Regions from separate parts of the Mus musculus genome. Here all the other regions are linked to region 4. The links are chromatin contacts, found by Hi-C or POLR2A ChIA-PET in ENCODE. All regions are on one chromosome and are shown on one strand. Each heading gives the region's core, a stretch centred on a gene start or an enhancer-like site at or near the end of the contact. The rest is flanking DNA. Distances are from core to core; before and after follow the strand shown. Region 1 has its middle 15 kb from the start of Scyl1. Region 2 holds the start of Ccdc85b (coiled-coil domain containing 85B). Region 3 holds the start of Cfl1 (cofilin 1, non-muscle). Region 4 holds the start of Rela (v-rel reticuloendotheliosis viral oncogene homolog A (avian)).

Region 1 (3,042 bases), core at 437-2,936, 150 kb after region 4:
CCTTTCCAACCCCTTTTCTGAGAGTGTGTCAGCTGCTAGTGGGCTTTCTTTCTTGGTGAGAAGACTGAAGGTTCGGAAGAGCCAAAAGGGGGTGCAGAGAACAAAGGTGGGTAATGGGGGGCTAGAGTATGCTCATTGTGCAGAAAAGGGTGTCAGGGAACTGACTGGGCGCTCTACCCACTGGGCACTGGCAGTGGTCTGTGGTAAGAGGGAGGCTGTCAGCAGAGGGCTTTTGAGCTGGCTTCAGGCCAAGGCAGGACACCTTGAGGCCATCTCAGACCCTACAAGCTCTTCCCCATCCAATCCCCAACCCAGCTCTTTCCACTGCGTATCTCTAGATCCCTCTAAACCACATAGCTTTGCCCATCTCTAGTTCACCAACACTTCTTCCCACGCTCCAAGCAGGACTTAAGTATGTGTTCCGGGACCCAGTCACCAGCCCGACTTCACTGACTCTCCACCCCCTTGCCGTCACTTACCTGAACATCTTCAGTGATGGCCCCATCTTTACCCTCAGTAACAGCACCGCAGCCAATCATTGACACTTCCAATTTCCAAAGCAGCCCTCCAACGACCTGCTTCCTGCATCATGATATTAACTTTTCCCAACCCACCTCCTTTCCCCCCACCTCTCTCCTGACCCCGCCTCCCTCCCCCCTCCCCACCTCTCTCCTGGCAGGACTGCCCTGCACAGCTGAGTTCTGGCTCAGCCCAATGTGCCCCACAATTCCATTTGTTCCAGATTGTGTTGTGTTTAATAAGCAATGTGTTCTTGCTTGAAAACAATGTCAAAACAGCGTATGTAGCAGCAAATTTATCCTGTGTGTTTCTTGGTTTAAAAAAAGGCATATAATGTGCCAAACTATTTTTGCAACCTGTTTCCTAAGTCCAAAACCATTCTTTTCACCCTTTTTTTTTTTTCTTTTTTAAGGATCCATTTGGGGGTTGGGGGGCTGAAGAAACAGGTCCGTGGATAAAAGAATTAGTTGCTCTTCCAGAGTCCTGAGTTCAAGCCCCAGCAACCACAAGCATTCATCATGGGATCTGGCTCATATACATAAAACACATAAATATTTTTGGTTTCCTGAGACAGGGTTTCTCTGTATAGCCCTGGCTGTCCTGGAACTCACCCTGTAGACCAGGCTAACCTCAAACTCAGAAATCTGCCTGCCTCTGCCTCCCCAGTGCTGGGATTAAAGGCGTGCGCCACCACCAACCGGCCACATAAATCTTTTTTTTTTTTAATATTTATTTATTACATGTAATTACACTGTAGCTGTCTTCAGACACTCCAGAAGAGGGCATCAGATTTCGTTACGGATGGTTGTGAGCCACCATGTGGTTGCTGGGATTTGAACTCAGGACCTTCGGAAGAGCAGTCGGCGCTCTTAACCGCTAAGCCATCTCACCAGCCCAAATCTTTTTAAAAAGAGATTTGTTTTTAGCAATCTTGGTGGTGCAGGCCTTTAATCCCAGCACTCCAGAGGCAAAGATGAGTGATGCTGAGTTTGAGGTCAGCCTGGGCAAAAAAAATAAAACAATAACAAAATTATTTATGCTTGGTTCATAACACACACACACACACACACACACACGTACTTAGTAACTTATTTGCCTTTGGTTGTTCAGAGTAGAAGAGTCAGGTAGTGACAACTTGGGCATCACGCGCCCTCTAGTGGACCTCAGTGGTAGTGACTTTCAGCCTCCCCAAGGCTGCCGGGCTCCTCAGGCCTGTACTCCAGACCCAGCTTCAGGGAACTGAGCTGGTTGGGAGAAGGCCCTGAACCCTCAACTCTCTTACTCACCGGCTTTGGACGCCCCCGTGCTCTGCTGGGCTTCCCTTCCTCTGATGCAAACAGTCCTTGTTACTTCCTGCTTGCTAAGGATGAAGAAAGACACCAAGTGGGAAGCTGATAGCACAGGCCAACCCCACAGCTTTTATGGGGTTCTTGGCCTTCTCTGCTTCCACTCGGGGGATCTGTGGCTCTTCTGTGCTCTGGTCAGCCTTGGCTCGCAGGCATTTTTTGACCCTCGGCTGTCAGCTTCACCACTGTCGTGCTTGACTTATTCAGTTTCTTCTTTAAACATTTATATGAGTGCACTGTAGCTGCCTTCAGCCACACCAGAAGAGGGCATCAGATGGTTGTGAGCCACCGTGTGGTTGCTGGGAATTGAACTCAGGACCTCTGGAAGAGCAGCCCGTGCTCTTAACCACTGAGCCATCTCTCCAGCCGGATTTATTCATTTTTATTTTACGTGTATGAGTGTATTGCCTCCTTGTGTGTCTGTGCACCACGCACAAGCAGTACCTGAGAAGGCCAGAAGAGGGCATCAGATAGCCAGTTACAGATTCTTGTGAGCTGACTCCTGGGTGCTGGGTATGAACCTAGATCCTCTGCTGCGAGCAAAAGAGCTCGCTGTTAACCACTGAGCTATTTCTGTAGTTCCCACCCCCTGCCAAATGAGGCCTGGCAGGGCATGTTTGTAATCCGAGAGCTCAAAGCAGCAGGACCATGGCTTCTAGCTAGCCTTGGCGTTCCAGTTCCTAGTACTGTGATAAAGACCCAGACTAAAAGCAGTGTAGGGAGGAAAGAGTTATTTATACTTGTGTGTCACAGTCCATCATGGAGGGAAGCCCAGGCAGGAAGCTGGAGGTAGCAGCTGAGGCAGAGAAGATGGAGGATGCTCACCGGCTTGCTCTCAATGGCTTGCTCAGCTTGTGGTTTTTGCAGTGCAGACAATCTGCCCATCAAACAACTGCCCTCATAGAGTGGCCTAGAAGCCAATCTGATGGAGATATCTTCTCAATTGAAGTTCCCTCCTCCCAGATGACTCTAGCTTGTGTCAAACTGGCAAAAAACAAAAACCTAACCAATATGCTCAGCTATGTGGTGAGTGAGTTCTACCGGCCTCACCTCTGCAAACCAACAAACAAACAAACACATTCCTTCTAAGCCAGGCACAGTGACACCTGCTGCAATCCCAGATACTCAGGAAGCTGAGGCCCAAGGTTCCCTTTAGCCCAAGAACTTCAGACCAGTC
Region 2 (2,999 bases), core at 356-2,855, 180 kb before region 4:
CATGTTGGATCCAGAGGCTAAAGGAGACCATTTGGAACAGGAGTTCCAGGTTCCAGTCTCAGCATTGACCTTGAAGAAACTACCATATGTTTTTGGACTTCCATATTCTCACCTGAAGAATGGGGCGACCCTCTGCTCTTCCTTGTCTCCTATACTGAGAGACTAAGAATGCTCTGGAGTGCAAGCAAAGAAGATTATCAATTATTTTCCCCATGGGAACCCACACTGCTCCTGTCTTAAGGACTGGGGGGGGGGCAGGGAAGGCCGGTGGTATATCCTTCCACCATCCATGCAGGCGGTTCAGTGGGCTTTAGGCCCCCAACACCTGCTTCCTGTCCCATTGTTTTAGACAGGAAGGAGCCTGGAAGGGAGCTGGAGCCACTACAGCGGCCGGATTTCAGCCTGTCTTGGCGCCCATCGGGGGAGTTAGTGGTCTACCACCGTCTCAAATCCCACCCCAATCCCAGGTAATAGGGAGTCAGCCCTAGCTCTGCAGTTCCTCCGGATGAGAACTGCACTGCATCTCTGGGTTTACGCCCTCTTCCCAACCCCGGCGAGTTCTAGACACAAGCTGGCCAGGCTTCGGGCTCTGCTTCCTTCCCAGTTTATTAGTCCCCACCCAACCACACAGCAAGTCCCTCCACTTCAGCCTCCATTTCCCCTGCTGCTCTGCCAGCAAGAGCAAGGAGCCCTCCTCAGTGCCAGGGCTTTTCCAGTCCATTCCAGCGCCCTGGTGCTCAGCCGAAGCTACGACCAGGTCTGGAGGTCCACAGCATTCCCCGAGCTCAGGGAGCAATCCAGGCAGGCATTGGCGTGGAAAATGCGGCGCCCTCAGTCATCAGGGGAGCAGGCTAGGGGCAACTGATCCGGGCTGCCCACACTGCCAGTGCTGGAACTTCCATCGCCTAGGTCGCGGGGCCCGCACGGTGGCAGGGCGAGCTCGGGTGTGGGCCCAGCACCTGAGCCCACTGCGCCGCCGGGGCCACCGCGGGGGCCCCACTCTTCGCCCAGTGCTAAGCAAAGCTCCTTAAGGGCCAGATTTTCCCGCAGCAGCTCCTCCTGGCGGCCTTCCAGCTCCGCTAGCTTCTGCCAACAGCCACCCAGGTCCTCGCGCACCGCCCGGGATGCTTGGGTCCCAAAGAGCTGCCACTGGCGCGCCGCACGCCGTCCTCGTTGGCGCTCCGAGTCCAGAAAGCAGCAGAGGTCGCGCAGCTCCCGGTTCTCCGCCTGCAGGCGCCGGTTGAGCTGTTTGAGCTCACGGATCTCGCCCAGGTGACCCTGCAGCTGCCGATTCACCTCCTGCATCAGGCGGCCGCGCTGCACTAGCGCTGCCAGGCGCGCCGCCTCCTCCCGCCGCAGGCGCCGCACCAGCTCCTCCTTACCCAGCGCCGCCATCTCCTCGTCCGTCAGCTCCTCCAGGCCGCCTGCTTCGGCCTCCATAGTTGATCAGGCAGCTGCAGCATCGCCCGCCCACGGCCGAGGCTCTGGAGCCCCTCCTCGGGCCGGTTGCCTCTCAGGCTCCGACCCGGGCTCTGGCTCCGAGGACCGTAGGCAGTGGAAGAGGCAGCGTAGGCTGCAGCAGCTACCCTGGGGTGGGCACGAGGCAGGGCGCGCGCCGGGGCGGGGCCTCGTGATGTTGCCCAAGAACAGCCAATCCAGAAAGTCTCCCAGGAAGGGGCGGAGCCTAAGCCTGTAGCTCTCTTTTCTCGCCCACTCCGGACCTGGGTGTCACGACCCTCAAACAGTAGAGACCTTCTCTCTCCTTTCCTTCTATGGTCATCTCAGCGGGACTTGAAGGCGTTACAGGACTCCATGTTCCAAAATCCCTCGAGCACTTTTTGAGAAATGATATTCAGGTGTCTGCCTTTGACTCCTTCCCACTCCGCAACAGAAGCTAAACAGATGGCTTACCAGGCTCTTCTTCCTTTCCGAGAACTATGAAGCATCACTCCCTCGCAGCTACTCCGAATCTAGAGTCAAAGGTCCTGGCCCATTCCCAACCCTCCCTCCCTTCCTCCCAGGGACCGTTTCCTGCCTGCAGGATGGGCCATCCAAAGGATTTGTTTGTTTAATAAACCTTTGTTGTGTGAAAGGTCCGTGTAGAAATACGCTTAACAATAATCCTGTACTTGATCAAAAAGGTCAAAATCTGACAGAAGAAGCCAAGGCTACACAGAGAAACCCTGTCTTGCAGAGAGAGAGAGCGAGAGCGAGAGAGCGAGAGAGAGAGAGAGAGAGAGAGAGAGAATCTTTTGGGGAAGAGAGAGAGGGCAGGCACAGAAGCTCACGTTGAGCATATGGCTCAATGACAACGCACTTACCTAGCATGTGGAAGGCCCTGGTTTATTCTTGGACCATAAAAAAAGGATGTGATACAGAAGTAGTCTCTGAGATCCCCAAAATATTTCCCAAAGAGGAAATACCTGAGGGGCCATTAAAGATGCATAAGATGCCAGCAGGGAGTTCCAGGACAGATAGGACTATGTAGAGAGACCCTGTCATCAAAACACAAAATACAAGACTGCCAAGAGAGAAAGAGTATGTGAAAGAAGCAAGAAGTGTGGGAAGAGTCACTGCTGCCCTGGAGAGTCTAGCTCCTTTAGGATTAAGCGAGGCTAGTTCTGAGAGTCTGGTAAGCGTGGGTATATGGGAAGTGGTAAGATGAGGAGGCTTTGAAGAGCAGGGTATATTGGTGGCTCCTATCCTGCAATCCCAGTGCTTGAGAGGTTGAAGTTGGAAAGGGAAGTAGACTTCAATGGCGGATAGATGTCGAGTTCTTAAGGACCTGCAGTTCTGGGCTAGAGGCTTGACAAAGGCCAGGTAGAATTTTAAAGAGGGAAATAACATTTCAAAATGTTTTGAGACAGGGTATGTAATCCTGGAGAGCCTGAAAGTAGACCAGGTTGGCCTCCAATTCACGGAGATTCTCTGGCCTCTGTGTAGGAATTACAAGCATGAACCACCACAGTCAAGAAAATATACATTTTAAAAAGACTTTT
Region 3 (3,377 bases), core at 529-3,028, 150 kb before region 4:
CAGAAGCAGAAAGATCTCGAAATGTGCCAAGTCGGGGATATTTGTGCACAGAAGACTCAGGCTAGGTGAATGGCGAAGATGTGTATTTAATTCCTCCCTTTCAAGGAGGAATAAGAGGTGTATCCTAGAAGGTGGAGAGTTCGAATGTGGGCACATGGTTGGATCCCGGGGATGCTAGTTAGACACTTCGCTTCTGTGGCTCATTAAAAGTGAAGGAGCCTCAGGGAGGATGAAGGTGGGAACCTTGCTGGGGCAGGGATGTCTCAAGCTGAGGGACACAGGGCTCAATAGAACATAGAGGTCCCTTCAGTGTTTGGAACAACGCACGGTCTTCAGCTGTCACGCTGTCACTCCGGAAGTCGTCGGGAGCCCAATTCGCAGACCCTCTTCTCAGTCTAGCTTTTGTGCACCCGCCTCTTTCCTCAAGCAGCCTTATAAGGAGCCTGCAGCTGGCGCTTGGACTGGGCACGCCCTCTGGAGGCTTATGCCCTAATAAGGACATCTAGGGCATCCCGCGACCAGGGGCGGAAGGAGTGCGTCTCCAGGGTAACTGCGTGGCCCCTCCCCCCGTTGCTCTGGGAAACTGCTAGTCTCGAAAAAGGTGGAGCCAGCCTTCTCCTTAGGAGGGGCCCTTGGGAGAGAAGGGGGTCAAGCTTCGGCCTCCACCTGGAGCTCCAGCAGTGTAGCCCACGGGTGCAGTCACCTGGAGCTCCCGCAGTGTAGCCCACGGGTGCAGTCTGACTACAATCCCCTGACTACAACCCCCGGCATCCTCTGCGTGCTGCCTCGCTCCTGGGGAAGCTCCTCTTTTACACCCTTTATTCAGCTTGGGGAGGTCAAGGGCCCCGGTTTCCTTTGCCTCTGAGTTGTTTGCGACTTTGCCCTTTTTTTCTAAGGCCATGGTCATTGTTTCAGGTCAGAGAAATTCTCCTGGAGTTCCCACCCCAGTTTATTTTAAACTTTTGCTTTCATATAGATTCTCTTCAGTCTTTGTGCTAAAATGATCATAAACCTATCAACTCTGGAATTAAATTGAAGTATTCCTTTTCCTGTATCGTAAAAGAAACATAAAGAAGTTTTTTTTTTGTTTTGTTTTGTTTTGTTTTGTTTTTTGATTTTTCAAGACAGGGTTTCTCTGTGTAGCCCTGGCTGTCCTGGAACTCACTTTGTAGACCAGGCTTGCCTCGCACTCAGAAATCCGCCTGCCTCTGCCTCCCGAGTGCTGGGATTAAAGGTGTGCGCCACCATGCCCGGCCATAAGGAAATTTTTAGTGCACAACTCTTCACCCTTCCCCCATGAATTACGTTTGATCTAACAATTTGCCAAACGTCTTTAGACAACGCCAAAGCTCTCAAACTTTTTATGTTAGCATTTCCTGTTTTTTAAAAAATCCTATTTGTTGAAATTTTACTCCACGGGAGCATTTCTATTGGCTTGAAGACACCGTTATACTTGGCGATTCTCTTTTCTGTGAGAGAGGATCCCAAGCTGATGATTCAAAATCTTTTTTCAGGAACCATAAAGAACAAAAAACCACTTAATTTCTGGGATAAAGAAAGTAGAGAATTATATTCAGGTCATTTTTATCAAACGATGGGCCTCTGGCTCAGAGCGTTTTTTGGTCCATTGCACCAATGGGCTCACTCTCCGTGCAACAGCCCACGCCTCTCGGCCTCCGCCTACTCTGCGCCTCAAGCTCTGCGGAACCCGGTAGCAGCTAGTTCTATTTCGGTGCAAAATCCTCGGACTTCACTTCCCGTCGGCCCGCGCGGCAAGCGCCGGAAGGCCGCCCCGCCCCTCATTGTGCGGCTCCTACTAAACGGAAGGGGCCGGGAGAGGCCGCGTTCAGTCGGATCCCGGCAGCAGCTGCGGCGGCTCAGGTCTTCAGTTGCTCTTTCTGTCTCCCTTTCGTTTCCGGAAACATGGTGAGCATTAGGCCACTGCGCCCGAGGGAAGTGGGTTCGTGATCCGTCGCTTGCGCGCCGGGCGGGGTGGGGGCGGCAGAGAAGCGGTCTTGGTATCCCATCCCCCAGCACCCCGAGCGAGATTAAGGGTCTCATTGAAGGGCAGGCCGCGCGTGCGCGCCTCCGGGCGCTGGGAAGGGCCGATTCGGACGTCGCTCGCGCGCCCCCTGGCTCCTCTCCCCTCCCCCATCCTGCCTTTGCGCCAGCGCGGCCACTGGCCGTGGGGGAGGGGTCCAGTGTGCGGGGCCTCGGGCAACGCTCGCTGGTTCTCGATGGCGCGCGCTGGACCAGAGCACGCGGCATCCAAACCCTGGCCCGGGGCCGCTAGGGAAAAGCGCGCGAGGTGTCGGCGCGCGCCCCACCCAAGGGCTGTTCCCTTCCCCGCATCATCCTCCCTCTGCGGCTAGGTTGGTCTCCACAGCAGGTGGCAGGGATTCCGCCGTCAGGGCGGGGCGGGGGCGGCCGCGGTGTGGCTCTGGGAGATGCTGAGGCATCGGGGAACCTGATTGAGACGCTGGTTCTGGAGCCTTCTTGCAACACGAGTCACGGAGTGGGTTCCTGTACAGGCTATCGCCCCACTTCTAGAAAGAGCGATTACACACTCCATTCTGTAGTCACTGTACCTCGGGCTAGAGCTAGAACAGCGCGTGCGCACATGCTTGGGCCCTGCCATCCCGGCTGCAGCTCTAGCCGAGCTAGGCCTTTTGCTGCTCTGCCGGATGGGGCCGAGGGTGGAGCCGCGTTTAGGGAAGTGACCGAGGCGGGTACCGCCCGGAAGCCACCAGCTTTTATGCTTAGCCTGAGGGCACGGGAAACTGTTTTTTGGAGTGAGACTGGCCAGAGCTACCTCTCCAGCTGACTGCGTTTACGCCTATTCCTAAAGGCGAGCCTTAGGCGTTGAGACATCTGAGGTCCGGCCGCCTCGCTGCCTCTGGGCTACGAGTGTCTCTTGGGGAGGCCCTGAACCTAGTCCAATCTTTCTCCGCCTACTCCGGAAGCGGGTGAATCACGTGGCTAGCTTCCTCTGCAGTTCCATGGTGGTGGTGGGGAGGGTTGGTTGTAGATTTCTGATTGGGTCGTCCCCCAGGGCCGTACAAAGCAGAAAGTTTTCGGCGATTTGGGGCATCACAGTTTGACCTATTAATTTGTCAGTCTTTTTTTTTTTTTAAAGGACTCACCATTCTTGGATGACAGGGAGTTGTCCAGCAGGGCCTTAATTAAGGGTTGTAATTCTTGTGTATGGGAGATCTCGGCAGGAAAGAGTGTCATTTATACAATGACTGCATTTCTAATGAGCAATAAACTACCGAGCAGCTCTTGGTGTCTGTGAATTTCTGGTGTTCTGATTCTCTTTCCTGGAGATGAGACTATGGCCCAGGAGTTTGGTGTTTTGTATCTATCCTATGCTGGCA
Region 4 (3,113 bases), core at 523-3,022:
TCCCCTTCGTTTTCTTGACCTTTCTTCTGGAGTGCTGGAGATAAATACCAGTCTTCAGTATGCTAGGCAAGTGCTGTAACTCTGATACACTCCTACCCATCTCCCCCTCTGAGACAAAATCACACCGGCTAGCCCCTGCTGGTCCAGAGCTCTCTTTGTAAACAAAGCTCCATTTTTTTCATTTGTGTTGAGAAAGTGTCTATACAGTCCTGGTTGTCTAGCAACTCACTATGTATAGACTGTACTGGCCTCGAACTAGGAGACCTGCTGAGTCTGCCTCCAGAGTGCTGGGGCTAAAGGCCTGCACTACCAAACACAACTCACATTTATCTTTTATTTTATTTTATTATTTTTATTTTTGTATATATGTGCACATGTGAATGCAGTTGCTCTCAAGAGCCCAGAACAGTGTGAGGTCTCCGGAAGCTGCAGTTACAGTTGCTGATAACTGGACTCTGGTCTTCTGCAAGGGCATTATCGACTCTTAACTGATGGGCCATCTCTCCAGCCTGCAACCATCCTTTTTTAAAGAGCATCTTCTGTAGTTCTGGATGGGTTCAAACTATGTAGAGGAGGATGACGTTGAACGTCTGACCCCATGAGCGCTGGGATTACTGGAGCATCCTGGAGTCAGAGATCAAATCCCAGCTTCCTGCAACGTTATGCAAAAACTACTGAGTTCTCATTTCTAGCCTTTACTTTTTAGTAAGGACGCTGGTATTCATATTAACTTAAATTGTAACTATATGTGTTTTTACAAGTGGTTCATGTGAGGACCAATGATGGCTGTGTGCCATTAATTGGAGATTATATTCATTCTGTCGCCTTGACATCCGCCCTCGCAAAATATTAAACTGCTTTTTCTAATCTGCGCCAAGTGAGAAACTGAAATGAGTGGGAGGGGCGTAACTATTTTCACTTTTGTCTTCCTGTTTTTTTCAGAGCCTGGGAAAGCAATTCAGAATTTCCAATCTTTTCCAATTCCCACATGATTTCCTAATTTAGAGAAAATAAGTCTTTCTCTGAGTGCTGAAACCTCCTGTGGCCCGGGAGGCGCCTCCTCCTTCTGGCATAGTGGAGGCAGCCTGATGTGTTGCGTCCTCCGGCCAGAGTCCCCACACTCAATCTGCACACCTGCCCTTGGCTTAGATGGCAATTTTTGCTCCCTACAAACGCTTTCCTCATTGGAGCCTGGACTCCTGGGAGGCCTTGAAGGAGATGTTCACGGTGTGACCCTAGCTGGTTCCGGAGATCCCTAAAGATCTAAACCTTAGCAGACAGCACCTATGTGTGCAGACGAAGCCCTGGGGCTCTTCCAGCACTCATGGCTCTCAGGGACTCTTAGAGGTACAGGTGTCTGCCTAGTCCTCGGTCTGCCCCTCTACCCTAAGGCCTGTCGGATGCAGCACGCTCGCTCCGCGAAGCACTCCTGCGCGCAGCCGGATCTAGGTTGGGGAGCATGTGGCCCGTAGCACGCGGGTCCCCAGAAGGCCCCTGCACGCTTAGGAAAACGTGTGGAATTCAGTCACTGGCCTCCGCGGGAGCAGCAGGCCTGGGCCTCTCCCTGCGCAGGGCGAATGGCCGCAGCCTGCCACCAGCCCTGGCTCGGCTCCAGTCCCGGCCAGGGTGACATCACCAAACTCCTGAGATCAGAGCGGGGCGGGGAACGGGACCCGAAATCCCCTAAAAACAGAGTGAGTAATCGCGGGCCCGCCCTCCAGGCGGGGCCGGGAACGGGACCGGGACCCCGAGCGAGCCGCGCTGCGGAGCTTGTAGTCGGGCCGGCCTCGGGACAAACAGCCTCGGCGTCCTCCCGCCGCGCTGCGGTGTCCCCGCCCGCGCGCCCGCCGCACACCTTCCGCGCCCAGCGTGAGTCGCGCACCTGCTCTCGGCCCCCCACGCGCGGCGGTGGCGGTGGCGGCGGCTCAGCGCGCAGGCGCGGCCGGATTCCGGGCAGTGACGCGACGACGGGCGCGCGCCGCGCATTTCCGCCTCTGGCGAATGGCTTTACTTTAGCGCGCCGTGGGCTCAGCTGCGACCCCGGCCCCGCCCCCGGGACCCTGACCATGGACGGTGAGGCTGCCCTCTGGCTCGGGGGATGGCTGCCCTAGAGCTCCGGGGCCTGCGGCGGAATCTCCCCCCTCCCCGCGCCGTCTTCCGCCCCTTTCTGCGCCGCGGGTTGCTGCGCAGGGAGCGGCAGGCCGGATGGTGGCACGGGGCGGGGCGGGCTGCGAGGGGGTCTGACTCAGTTACCCCTCTCAGTGGAGGGCGCCTTGACTCAGTGTCCCTCCTGGGTGGGGGTACGGGTGAATCTTGACTCCGTTTCCTCCGGCTCCCCCCACCCCCGTGTCGATGCGATTAGTTCTGGCTTCCTTTCCGTGTAAGGAAGAAAGTATCTGACTCAGTTTCCCCAGAAGAGGAGAGGAGGGTATTACCCCCTCCTCAGTGTCACTTATGAACGTAAAACAGGCACTGACTCAGTTTCCCCTGGCAAAGGAATGCCTCTGTGTCCCCTTTCTCTAGTTCCCCGGCCTCTGTCAGGGCAGGTTTCAGGGTCTTGGCTCAGTTTTCTTGGAAGGGAGGGAGCTTGGCTCTGTCAGGCCTTCGCAGGTGAGGGTGGGCACTGGAGTTTATTGACAATGTGCCTTGTCTTTCCCTTTCAGATCTGTTTCCCCTCATCTTTCCCTCAGGTAAGTTGGACCATCCATCCTCAGTAGTCAGGGGCTGTCCTGGAGTCGGGGCCGTGGGGATAGCACCTGATGGCTGACTGTGTCACCCACAGAGCCAGCCCAGGCTTCTGGGCCTTATGTGGAGATCATCGAACAGCCGAAGCAACGGGGCATGCGATTCCGCTATAAATGCGAGGGGCGCTCAGCGGGCAGTATTCCTGGCGAGAGAAGCACAGATACCACCAAGACACACCCCACCATCAAGGTAAGCAAGAGCCCCCAGGGGTGTCGCTGGGACACAGATGTGGTGGAACGCACTGTGCAGCCCCAGCAGACTTGCCTCCTGGTCACCGTGCCCTGTGTCTAAGAGCCAGATTAGGGATTGCTGGCCACTAGAGTACTCTGTACTTTGGACAGATCAATGGCTACACAGGACCAGGAACA

Evidence for each region. Hi-C counts contacts between places; a loop is a spot of excess contacts on that map. ChIA-PET counts read pairs that join two places held with the same protein, here RNA polymerase II (POLR2A).
Region 1: POLR2A ChIA-PET joins it to region 4 with 10 read pairs in Patski. The contact joins the enhancer-like site here to the promoter of Rela in region 4. A Hi-C loop is called at or near these places in 1 of 37 maps with a recorded cell type or tissue (adrenal gland). POLR2A ChIA-PET finds 5 or more read pairs at or near these places in 2 of 5 experiments (Patski and embryonic stem cell).
Region 2: POLR2A ChIA-PET joins it to region 4 with 12 read pairs in Patski. The contact joins the promoter of Ccdc85b here to the promoter of Rela in region 4. POLR2A ChIA-PET finds 5 or more read pairs at or near these places in 2 of 5 experiments (Patski and embryonic stem cell).
Region 3: POLR2A ChIA-PET joins it to region 4 with 41 read pairs in Patski. The contact joins the promoter of Cfl1 here to the promoter of Rela in region 4. POLR2A ChIA-PET finds 5 or more read pairs at or near these places in 3 of 5 experiments (Patski and embryonic stem cell).

Annotation. Positions count from the first base shown.
Region 1 is chr19:5,784,919-5,787,960 of GRCm38, forward strand. No RefSeq gene overlaps it. Among named protein-coding and RNA genes, the nearest start is that of Scyl1, 15 kb to the left of the region's middle. Within about 2 kb of position 1,687, at least 2 of the 3 ENCODE cell types and tissues checked have a DNase peak (open chromatin) inside an H3K27ac peak, as active enhancers do.
Region 2 is chr19:5,455,958-5,458,956 of GRCm38, forward strand. It overlaps Ccdc85b (coiled-coil domain containing 85B), which reads right to left and starts at 1,606. Exons shown (of 1, transcript NM_198616.4): 1 at 1-1,606. The coding sequence starts at 1,440. The coding sequence ends at 832.
Region 3 is chr19:5,488,677-5,492,053 of GRCm38, forward strand. It overlaps Cfl1 (cofilin 1, non-muscle), which reads left to right and starts at 1,779. Exons shown (of 4, transcript NM_007687.5): 1 at 1,779-1,926. The coding sequence starts at 1,924.
Region 4 is chr19:5,635,769-5,638,881 of GRCm38, forward strand. Rela (v-rel reticuloendotheliosis viral oncogene homolog A (avian)) reads left to right here and starts at 1,773. Exons shown (of 11, transcript NM_009045.5): 1 at 1,773-2,073; 2 at 2,664-2,690; 3 at 2,783-2,934; 4 at 3,087-3,113. The coding sequence starts at 2,067.